Linked DNA regions of Homo sapiens: region 2 is linked to region 1. A link is an interaction called in ENCODE POLR2A ChIA-PET data of the cell type or tissue named here. Cell type or tissue: K562. All regions are shown on one strand. Region 1 overlaps MAPK1 (mitogen-activated protein kinase 1). Region 2 overlaps PPM1F (protein phosphatase, Mg2+/Mn2+ dependent 1F).

Evidence for each region. Peaks named below come from ENCODE experiments on the same cell type or tissue, not always from the same donor. Only the 100,000 strongest peaks of a DNase experiment are listed, where the experiment ranks them.
Region 2: POLR2A ChIA-PET joins it to region 1 with 5 read pairs; 7 of 35 experiments call an interaction of 5 or more read pairs at or near these places.

The regions. Positions count from the first base shown.
Region 1 is chr22:21,853,143-21,858,142 of GRCh38, reverse strand. The region is part of intron 1 of MAPK1 (mitogen-activated protein kinase 1); the gene reads left to right. Among named protein-coding and RNA genes, the nearest start is that of MAPK1, 12 kb to the left of the region's middle. RefSeq lists an enhancer at 1,800-2,301. In K562, no CTCF peak of the experiment used is centred here; DNase peaks (open chromatin) are centred at 42, 2,302, 2,994, 3,342 and 1 weaker place.
Region 2 is chr22:21,918,896-21,923,895 of GRCh38, reverse strand. PPM1F (protein phosphatase, Mg2+/Mn2+ dependent 1F) reads left to right here. Exons shown (of 8, transcript NM_014634.4): 8 at 425-4,471. The coding sequence ends at 804. Among named protein-coding and RNA genes, the nearest start is that of PPM1F-AS1, 17 kb to the left of the region's middle. RefSeq lists enhancers at 2,014-2,672, 3,334-3,993. In K562, no CTCF peak of the experiment used is centred here; no DNase peak of the experiment used is centred here.

The DNA of each region.
Region 1 (5,000 bases):
CACTCTGAATCCAATTCCAAGTGGAACAGAATGTGTAAAAACACTGTTAGGGAGATCATTCTGCACAGAACAGCTCACTCCACCTGGCCTTTCCAGCCTGGGAGAGTGTCTGCCTCTGGTCTAGTCAGCTGAGGCCCAAGGTGGGGTCATTTATTAAATAAAGCTGCATATCTCGGAATGTCTAAAGGGCAAGGTGGGAATTGTCAAAAGGGGTCTCATTGATTTCTGACTTGTTAGGTTAAAGTTCTTGGTACTGTTTTCCCTGTCATTCTCCAGGGAGTGTGTATCACTCTCCGGTTTTTACAGATGAGGAAAATGAAACAAAAGTTGGGTAACTTGCCAGTCACAAGTAAGGGGTCAAAGGATTGTCATGAGTATTAAATAAAACAGTATACTTGAAGTCCTGAGCACTTGGTACCTAGTTAATGCTCTGTTATTCCTTTGAAGTAAACAGGGTTGACAAGATGTGAATCCCCCTTTGTCTCGGTCTCTATGTAAAGCAGCATGTGCAGAAGTACAAATATTTGGCTTGGTGGTCAGATGACTTTACAATGGTATGGAAGTGATACACATGCAGTAGAAACCTTACTTCCGAGTACCCACGCAACTGTTCTGTTTTTCATTTTCAGTATAGTATTTCATACATCATATGAGTTACTCAACACTTTTATTATAAAATGGGCTTTGCGTTAGATGATTTTGCCCAACTGTAGGCTAATGTAAGTGCTCTGAACATGTTTAAGGTAGGCTAAGCTAAGCTGTGATGTTTGGTAAGTTAGGTGTATTAAATGTATTTTCAGCTAGGCTGGGTGCAGGACTCATGCCTATAATCCCAGGACTTTGGGAGACCGAGGCATGAGGATTCCTTGAGCTTAGGAGTTTGAGACCAATCTAGGCAACATAGTGAGGCCTTTTCTGTACTAAAGGTACTAAAAATTAAAAAAAAAAAAAATTAGCCAGGTGTGGTGGTACGTGCCTATAGTCCCAGCTACTTGGGAGCCTGGGGCTGAGGATCGCTTGAACCTGAGTGGTCAAGGCTACAGTGAGCCGTCGTCGTGTCACCGCATTCCCGCCTGGCAACAGAGCAAGAAACTTTCCCAAAAAAAACAAGCATTTCACCTTATGAGGTTTTCCATTTATGAAGGGTTTATTGGGATGTAAGTCCATAGTAAGTCAAGGAGCATCTTTATATAGTTAGAATAGGGACAGTCAAGTGTTTCATGCATAATCCAAATCTTCAGGAGGCAACATCAAGGTAACCCGAGTTTAGGGATATTCTGCAAAATAACTGGCCTGTAAACCTCAAAATTAAGTCAAGATCATGGAACCAAGAAAACACTGAGGAATTGTTCCACACTAAAGAAGTGTGCAGAAACATGGCAACTCCATGTGGTTCATGATTCTGAATCGGCATGATTGGCAAAACTAGAATGTCTGAAAATTAGATTGTAGTCGTGTATCTGTGTTAATGATTTTATTTTTATCTTCTTTTTTTTTTAACTCTTCTTTTTTTTGGTATTTTCTTTTTTGTTTTGGTTTGTCCTTCCTTTTTTTTGTTGTTTTTTGTTTTTTGTTACAAACCCTTGTGTCGATAGCTGACTGCTCTGCTGTATACGAAACCCTGACCCAGAAACAGGTTGTCTGTGAATGGTTTAGCACAGGTCCCCCGTGAATGTGCATTGTGTGACGGGCAAAAGTGTGGCCGCCTTTCTACTGTGCCAAGTTTTCCAGCATGAGAGGCTTTCCATATCTGGTCCTCAGATATGTGGTGTGAATGAAGGGGGGACCAGCTATCCGAGGCCAACCGAGGCTCCACAGTTGGCTGCCATGTCATTTTGCCTGGGCGGGATTCTGACTTAGAGGCCTTTGGTCATAATCTGACAGGTGAGCGTTGACGATTTTGATGGTAGCATTTTGTTTGTATGGGAGAATAGTCTAGTTTTGTTTGTTGGAAATAGTCACTAAAGTATTGGGGGATAATGAGAAAGAAATACTGGCAAACTTACTCTCACATGCTTCAGAGACTAAAAGTTTGATAAGCTAGATATAGAACTTTTCCTATGGTTTGAGATATAGTTCCTTTTCTCTAAAGAGTTGTCGGTGAGTCCCTTTCAGAAACGTACTTGAGTGAGGATGTGTTGAAATTTGTGGGAAGCTGTGAAAGGCAGCTTTTAGCCTACCAAAAGAGGACTGGCCTGGAAGGCAAGAGACCTGAGTCTTGGTCCCTGCTTCTGATGACATGTCACATGGGCATGTGCTCGTCACTCTGCTTCTGCAAGTTTTTGTGTTTCTCATCTGTGGAGTTAAGGGATTGGGATGGTCTCTAGGGTCTCGTACAGCTCTAATATTGTCACCGCCCTCAGGAACATTACATGAAATTAGCATATATGCAATATATTAAGATTCATGTGTGGATTGTTTCCCAGTTACTAGCGCTGTCTTTAATGTAATTTACCTCAGAAATCTCTGGATAATCATTATTGAGATATAATGAAATAGGGAAAAACTTGAGGTTAAAAACTAGTAAATTGATTTACTTCAACATTAAAAGCCCACAATTAAACCCTTGAGGAAAATGACTATTTTTATTTTTTATTTTTTGCTCTGCAAGTAAGGTTGGAACTTCGTAATACTGTATGACAGTAGTCGTTTACCTCACGAATTAGATTATTCATGTGTGTTTGACTGAAGAGAGTTTTTACCTAGTGACTGGAATGAATGTTAATGCTGCTATTTTGGCATTGGAAAAAAAAGGTGTAATGAAAAATGTCAAGTTTGAGAGAGAGAGAAATACTTAAATAGAACTGATTTAAAAGCAATTCTGAAAAAGAAAGAACTTGGCACAATCTTTCTATGAAAGCAAAGACTTTACTGCACAGCTAAAGAAAATGAAGCAAAAACAATACATTGCCCCAATTAATGTTTGAATTCACTGAACACAAGGTAGGCTAGCAAAGTAGAGAGTAATATCTTTGCCTCACCTTGGCCACAAGGATTTATTTTGTCAGTAACCAAGTTTAGTGTACTGCTATTTAGCTTTTTCACTACAGATGTGAAAATGTTTCTTTTTGGGGTTTGTTTGAAATTTTCTTTCCCTTTTCAATTTAGCAGTGCTGAACCTATCCTCAAATAAATTTACATTTTTCCCATTAAATCAACTTTGTTTCTGTTCCATGGTTGAAGCAAATACTTTATAAAGAAAAAAATCAGTGTAGACCTTTCACAAGTTAATTATTACTGCAGGGCTATATAGGCAAATAAAAATATTAGATGTTATGTTTTAGACCAGTGAAAAAACAGTTGGTAGTGATGCTAGATTAAGACTTGCCAGAATGTTCATCCCCTTAGTGAGCCATTCTGCTTATGATAACATTTTGTAATGTTTTCAGGCATTCTTTTGGGACAGCCCTGATCACTTATCATTCAAAGGGATGATAAAAGTGACAATCTTTAGACGTGTTGTAAATTCTTTCTTTCTTTCGTCCAAAGGGAGCTAGAAAGAAAAGACATTTGTGATTATCTGTCCACTTGAACACAACTGCTAGAAAGAGCTATTTAATTATTGCCAACAAGGCAGTGTGAGAGTTTATAGTAACATTAGGAGTGTTTCCAGTTATCCCAGCAGGATTCAGCATTCAAGAACTGGTAAATTTTGGCCAGACGCGGTGGCTCACACCTGTAATCCCAGCACTTTGGGAGGCCGAGGCAGGCGGATCACCTGAGGTCAGGAGTTCGAGACCAGCCTGACCAACATGGAGAAACCCCGTCTCTACAAAAAATACAAAATTAGCTGGGTGTGGTGGCACATGCCTGTAATCCCAGCTACTCGGGAGGCCGAGGCAGGAGAGTCGCTTGAACCTGGGAGGCGGAGCTTGTGGCGAGCCGAGATTGTGCGCCATTACACTCCAGCCTGAGCAACAAGAGTGAAACTCTATCTCAAAAAAAAAAATCTGGTAAATGTTTGTCTGGCATCATAGAATTTAATGCTTACCTCTAAAAATGTAAATTGGAAAATATTTTAGCCTTATGTGGTGTGTGATGTTAGCAGGGAAGTCTCTAATGTTTTCACATGAAGTCAGATGCTGGCTTTGGACCGAGGTGTATTTTGTTTACTTAAGGCAGTATCCATCATTTCCTATTTTAGTTTTTTGTTTCTTTTTGTTTGTTTGTTTTTTGAGATGGAGTCTTGCTCTGTCTCTCAGGCTGGAGTGCAGTGGTGCCATCTCAGCTCACTGCAACCTCCACCTCCTGGTTTCAAGCAATTCTCCTGCCTCAGCCTCCCAAGTAGCTGGGACTACAAGCGCGTATTGCCACCCCCAGGTAATTTTTTGTATTTTAGTAGAGACAGGGTTTCACCCTGTTGCCCATGCTGGTCGTGAACTCCTGAGCTCAGGCAATCCACCCGCCTTGGCCTCCCAAAGTGCTGGGATTACAGGCATGAGCCACCGCACCCAGCTGTCAGATGTCTTTACTGCCTCCGTGAAGATGATATGATTTCATCACATTTAACATTGTTAATGTGAAGATCATGTCAATAGATTTCCTTATATGGAATCTCTCATACCTGGAATAAACTGTGCTTGTTTATTTGTATTCCTTTTTATAATGTGCCATTGGATTCTGTTTGCTAATATTCAGAGATTTTGTGTTGATATTCGTAAGTAGTATTCAACTGTAGTATCTTTTGTGCAGTCTTTGTCAGGTTGGGGTTACCATTACACTTGCTTCATAAAATGAGTGTGGAAGTTTTCTTTCCTTTTCTGTGTTCTGAAATAGCATTAAGACTACTTTGTCTTTTTTTTTTTTTTTTTGACACAGAGTCTTGCTCTGTCACCCAGGCTGGAATGCAGTGGCATGATCTCGGCTGACTGCAACCTCTTCCTCCCAGGTTCAAGTGATTCTCCTGCCTCAGCCTCCCAAGAAGTTGGGACTACAGGTGCACACCACCACGTGTAACTAATTTTTATATTTTTAGTAGAGATGGGGTTTCACTATGTTGG
Region 2 (5,000 bases), 66 kb before region 1:
CAACATGGTGAAACCCCATCTCTACTAAAATACAAAAAAAAAAAAAAACAATTAGCTGGGCATGGTGGCGCGAGCCTGTAATCCCAGCTACTCGGGAGGCTGAGGCAGGGGAATCGCTTGAACCCAGGAGGCAGAGGTTGCAGTGAGCTGAGATCGCGCCACTGCAGCCTGGCGACAGAGCAAGACTCCATCTCAAAAAAGAAAAAAGAAAAAAAGGGGGAGCTCACAGGCCAAGGTCAGGGGTTTCCGTTCCCAGGCAAGTGGGAAGTACTGGGCAGTTTGCATAAGGGAGCAACAGACCCCAGACCCCATGAGAGCAGGTTGGTCTCTGTCCCTGCAGGATGTGAGGTCTAGGCCTGGGTAGGTGGGGAGGAAGCTGTGGACACCGTGGTCCTCTGACCCGGGCTCTTCTCCGCCTGTCCAGGGGATGTCTTCCAGAAGCCCTACGTGTCTGGGGAGGCCGATGCAGCTTCCCGGGCGCTGACGGGCTCCGAGGACTACCTGCTGCTTGCCTGTGATGGCTTCTTTGACGTCGTACCCCACCAGGAAGTTGTTGGCCTGGTCCAGAGCCACCTGACCAGGCAGCAGGGCAGCGGGCTCCGTGTCGCCGAGGAGCTGGTGGCTGCGGCCCGGGAGCGGGGCTCCCACGACAACATCACGGTCATGGTGGTCTTCCTCAGGGACCCCCAAGAGCTGCTGGAGGGCGGGAACCAGGGAGAAGGGGACCCCCAGGCAGAAGGGAGGAGGCAGGACTTGCCCTCCAGCCTTCCAGAACCTGAGACCCAGGCTCCACCAAGAAGCTAGGTGGTTTCCAGGCCCCTGCCCTCCCCTTCCTCCCATCCTTGTCCTTCTCTCCCTCAGAAGCCTCAGGACCCAACAGGTGGCAGGCAGTGGACAGGGTGCCCGCCCCACAGTGCTTTCCCCAGCACCCCAGAGCCAGTCGGGACACCCCCCGCAGCCCGTCCTGGTGGCTGTGGAACTGCACTGGGTGGCGGGCAGATGGTGGAAGGCAGCTTAGGAGACCTCACCAAAGAGAAGATGGACCGGCTCTTGCTCCCAGCTCCTATTAGGCCCGGGGTGGGACCAGAGGTCATAGGTGCCCAACGGCAGCCAAACCAAAGACACTGGTGTGCATGGGGCAGCATGGTTGTGCACGTGGGACCCTGGGGCGGACCCAGGAGCCAAACTCTTGAAGCACCCCCTGGGTCAGGCCCAGCAGCGGAGTGGCCAGCCCCAGTTTCCCATTGCTCCTCTCTGCGGCCAGGGCCAGGTGGGTTCATATTTACAGATATGCCCAGCCAGTCCTGGTCGGCCACACCAGTGTCCCAAAGAGGAGAGCGCAGCAGAGCCAGGGGTCTGTTCTGTAGCAGCCACCCCCCTGCCCCCACTCCAGGGCAGCCATGATGTGCTTGGGCCCACCAGGGCCTTCCGGGCTGCTCTCTTCCCTGAGCCCGGAACCGGCGACGCACATGTGTCTTTTGTTGGTGTGTTTGTTTTTTTCCAGGGAGGTCTAATTCCGAAGCAGTATTCCAGGTTTTCTCTTTGTTTTATCAGTGCCAAGATGACCTGTTGTGTCATATAATTTAAGCAGAGCTTAGCATTTATTTTATTCTTTAGAAAACTTAAGTATTTACTTTTTTAAAGCTATTTTTCAAGGAACCTTTTTTTGCAGTATTATTGAATTTATTTTCTAAATCAGGATTGAAACAGGAACTTTTCCAGGTGGTGTTAATAAGCCATTCAAGTGCCTTACACAGCTTTGAAGAAACTAGGACTGCAGTGGGCTCGGATAGGCCCATTGAGGTTTTTAGAAAAGCAGGATTTGTTTTGTTAGGGAGGCATGATTTTGGTGAGATCTTTCTGGAAGAGTTTTCCGCCTCTTTGTGATGCTGAACACCCCCAAGGTTCTCCCCTCCCCCCGCTGCCCAGGTGACTGGCAGGAGCTGCGACTGCCACGTAGTGGTGCCTGGGCCCGACAGCGGGGCTCTGGGCATCCCGGGTGACCTTGGCCCATCTGCCTGCATTCCCACCCCCTTGGGCCTGGCTGGATCCCAGGCAGAGGGACCTTGCTGCTGTGTGATTGGAACATTCCCAAATATCTTGTGAATTTGTAATCAAATTGGTCTCATTGGGAAAGACTCTTAATTAAGAGGCTCAGGCAAGCACAGAGGCAGCCCGTGGGTCTCTGTCTCAGTCTGGAGGCAGCAGGGATGCTGCTGGGAGTCCATGGCACAGGCCACAGCCCCTCACCTTGCCGCGGTGGCTGGCAGCACGCCTGCCTTGCTCTGCCCCATGCCCTGAACAGGCATGAGAGCTCCACGTCCCCTAGTGCACCCTGAGAGGGGGCTCACAAGTGACCGATCCTGGGTGCCTCAGGGAGCTCACTGAGGGCGTGCAAAGTTGAAAGTGGCAAGGCTGGGGGAGGGTGTCGGGTAGAGGGAAGAGGGCAGGGGGCTAGGGGAGGACTCAGAGGCCATCTGCAGGGCCAAGCCACAGGAAGGGCTGAGCTGGAGGTGGGCAGGGCTGCTCCAGGCAGGTCAGAGCAGTGCAGGGGGAGGAGAGGAGAAAGGGAGGAAGCTGGGCTGTGTGGTCCCCATGAAGGCATTCAGAGTCCACCTGCAGACAGCGAGAGCCCCAGGAAGGTTTGCACAGCTGTGCCCCAAGCACCTTGGCCTCCTCTCAGCTCGCCGAGGAGGCACGCTAGAGCCGCCTTCCCGGTGGGAGCCCTCTGTCCCACAGGGAGCGGGGAGCCAGCTTTGCTGGGGCCCTACCTGCATGCCCAGCCTTACCCCTCATTCTCACAGCACAGATGAGGTTGAGACCATGCAGTCAATGCATTGCTTAAGGTCTCTTATTTACAAAAAAAAACCTTAAACATAGTCGCTGTCATTCAGACATTCAGAGAATGGTTGGCCACAAACAATGACCAAGTATTGCTTGGCTTAACTTGAAGGCCTGCTGTCTCCTTCTGGGGGTCAGGGACGCAGCTCCACCCTCACCACTAGCCCACCCTGCCCGTGGGCATAACCTTGACGAAGAGAGAGAATGATTGGCATCTGCTTTTCTCTTTTCTTTGCTAATAATTCTGTTCCTGGCTGCCGAGAGTGAAGTTTCACCATGTGGAGGTTTGGCTCCTATCACCTGGTGGTCTGATTCATACCCTAGCCTGAGGCTCCACTGGAAGATCTCGCAGCCTCAGTGTATGGGAAACCCTTTCCCCAGGCTTGTCCCAGCACTGCCGCTCCCCACCCCTGAGCCAGGACCCCAGAGGATGGCCATGCCCCGTGCCTGGCAGAGGTCTGGTGCCAGCACTGGGAGCTGCTCCGCCCTTGCCTTGGGGCCGAGGGAGCCCTCGTCCACCCCTGCACAGCAGCTGGGCACAGAGGAGCGCTCTTCCATCTTGACCAGGACTGCACCAAGAAGCACCAGGTGTCTTCAGCCTCCAACCTCCGGGGCGACCTTCTCTTCCAGCCACAGTCCCATGAGGGCCCCTAGCCAGGGACACTGGTCTGTAAATTGTAATCCTTTCTCCAGCCCAGCTCTCCACTTGTTCCTTGTGTGAGCTGAGCAGGCAGTGCACCTCTGAGTGTCCCTTTTGTAAGGCCCAGGGGTTGCACTGAGTCTGCAGAGGCCGCGACCTCCTAGAACGCTGTGGGTGCAGGTGAGCCGGCGTGTCCTGGGGAGATGCTGCCAGCACACAGGGGCCCTCCTGCTGCCAGCAGGTTGGGGTGGTTAAGTCTTATTAGTGTCTATTCTTAAAATTAAGTGGGCTGGAGAAGAATGGAGCTCCACATGCCAGCACCGTATATGGAATACAAAAGCTGGGGAAGCAGGGCCTGCCTTACAGGTGTGGCTGACTCTGAGCCCAGGCCTGCAGGGGTGGAGGGCAGTCCCTCAGAATCCCAGAGGCAGTCCCAGCCTCAGAACCCAGGATAGGAAATGGGTGTGTTTAGTGGGGAAAGGGACGGGGTGCAGACGGCAGGGCCAGTATGGGGCCCCCTCCCTCTCCTCTCCTCTCCTATGGTGAGCCCAGCGTGGGCACCGGGCCGTCTCAGCCGTGTTCCCAGGGCTGGGAGGACAGCTCTGGCCCTTCTTAGGCCTAGCCTCGTCCCAAGCTAAATGTAAGCCAGTTGGGCTGTGTTAAAGGAAGCAGTGTTTTTGGTTCGATTCTGCCTCTGTAGCTCAAGGGGGGCAGCCCCCAGAGTCCTGTGCATTCTGCCAAGGCTCCATAGCTTTGCCAAATGCACGGAGCTCTGCCATTCCGGTGCAGTGCAGGCCTTGCGAAGGGTTTATCTGCGTTCGTCTCGGTGGGCTTCTCCTGCATGGGAGTTGTGTTCCTGTGCAAGGGGGAGCTTTGCTCCAGGACAGGATGACTGTCTTCCCTATTCTTAGGGACAAGTCCCAAGATGCCAGAAAGGCAGTCTCCCAAGGACCCACCATGCAGAAGTGTCAATAAACCACAAGTTCTGAACTCTGTCGCCCGAGTCCTGCCTTCTTCCTGACTTCTGAGCATCTTGTCCCCTTTGATGTCCAGATGTGTTTGGAAGCTGCTTTAATATTGGGGACCATCTGCAAATCTTGCGAAGCGAGCAGACAAATTCTGGAGAGAGCCCTGGTGGCCTACACCCTCCTGGTCTAGCCAGCAACCTGATTTTCCTCCCTGAGGGGCTCTGAGCCCACCCCCACCAGCAGCAGGAAGGTGACAGGAAAGGGATTAAGCCCCTGGGACCTCACATGACATTGGGGAGCCACAGGAGCATTGAGGACCCCTCATTTTATCCAGGAGCCTGATGTGCCCCAGGAGGTTCCATCCTGAGGATGGAGACCCTCTGACATGACGCTCTTGAGGCCCACCATTTATACCCTCCTGGCACCTCCTGAGGCCAGGTGTGGTGGCGCACACCTGTAATCCCAGCACTTTGGGAGGCTGAGGTGGGAGGATCTCTTGCGCTCAGGAGTTTGAGACCAGCCTGGGCAACATAGGGAGACCCCCATCTCTA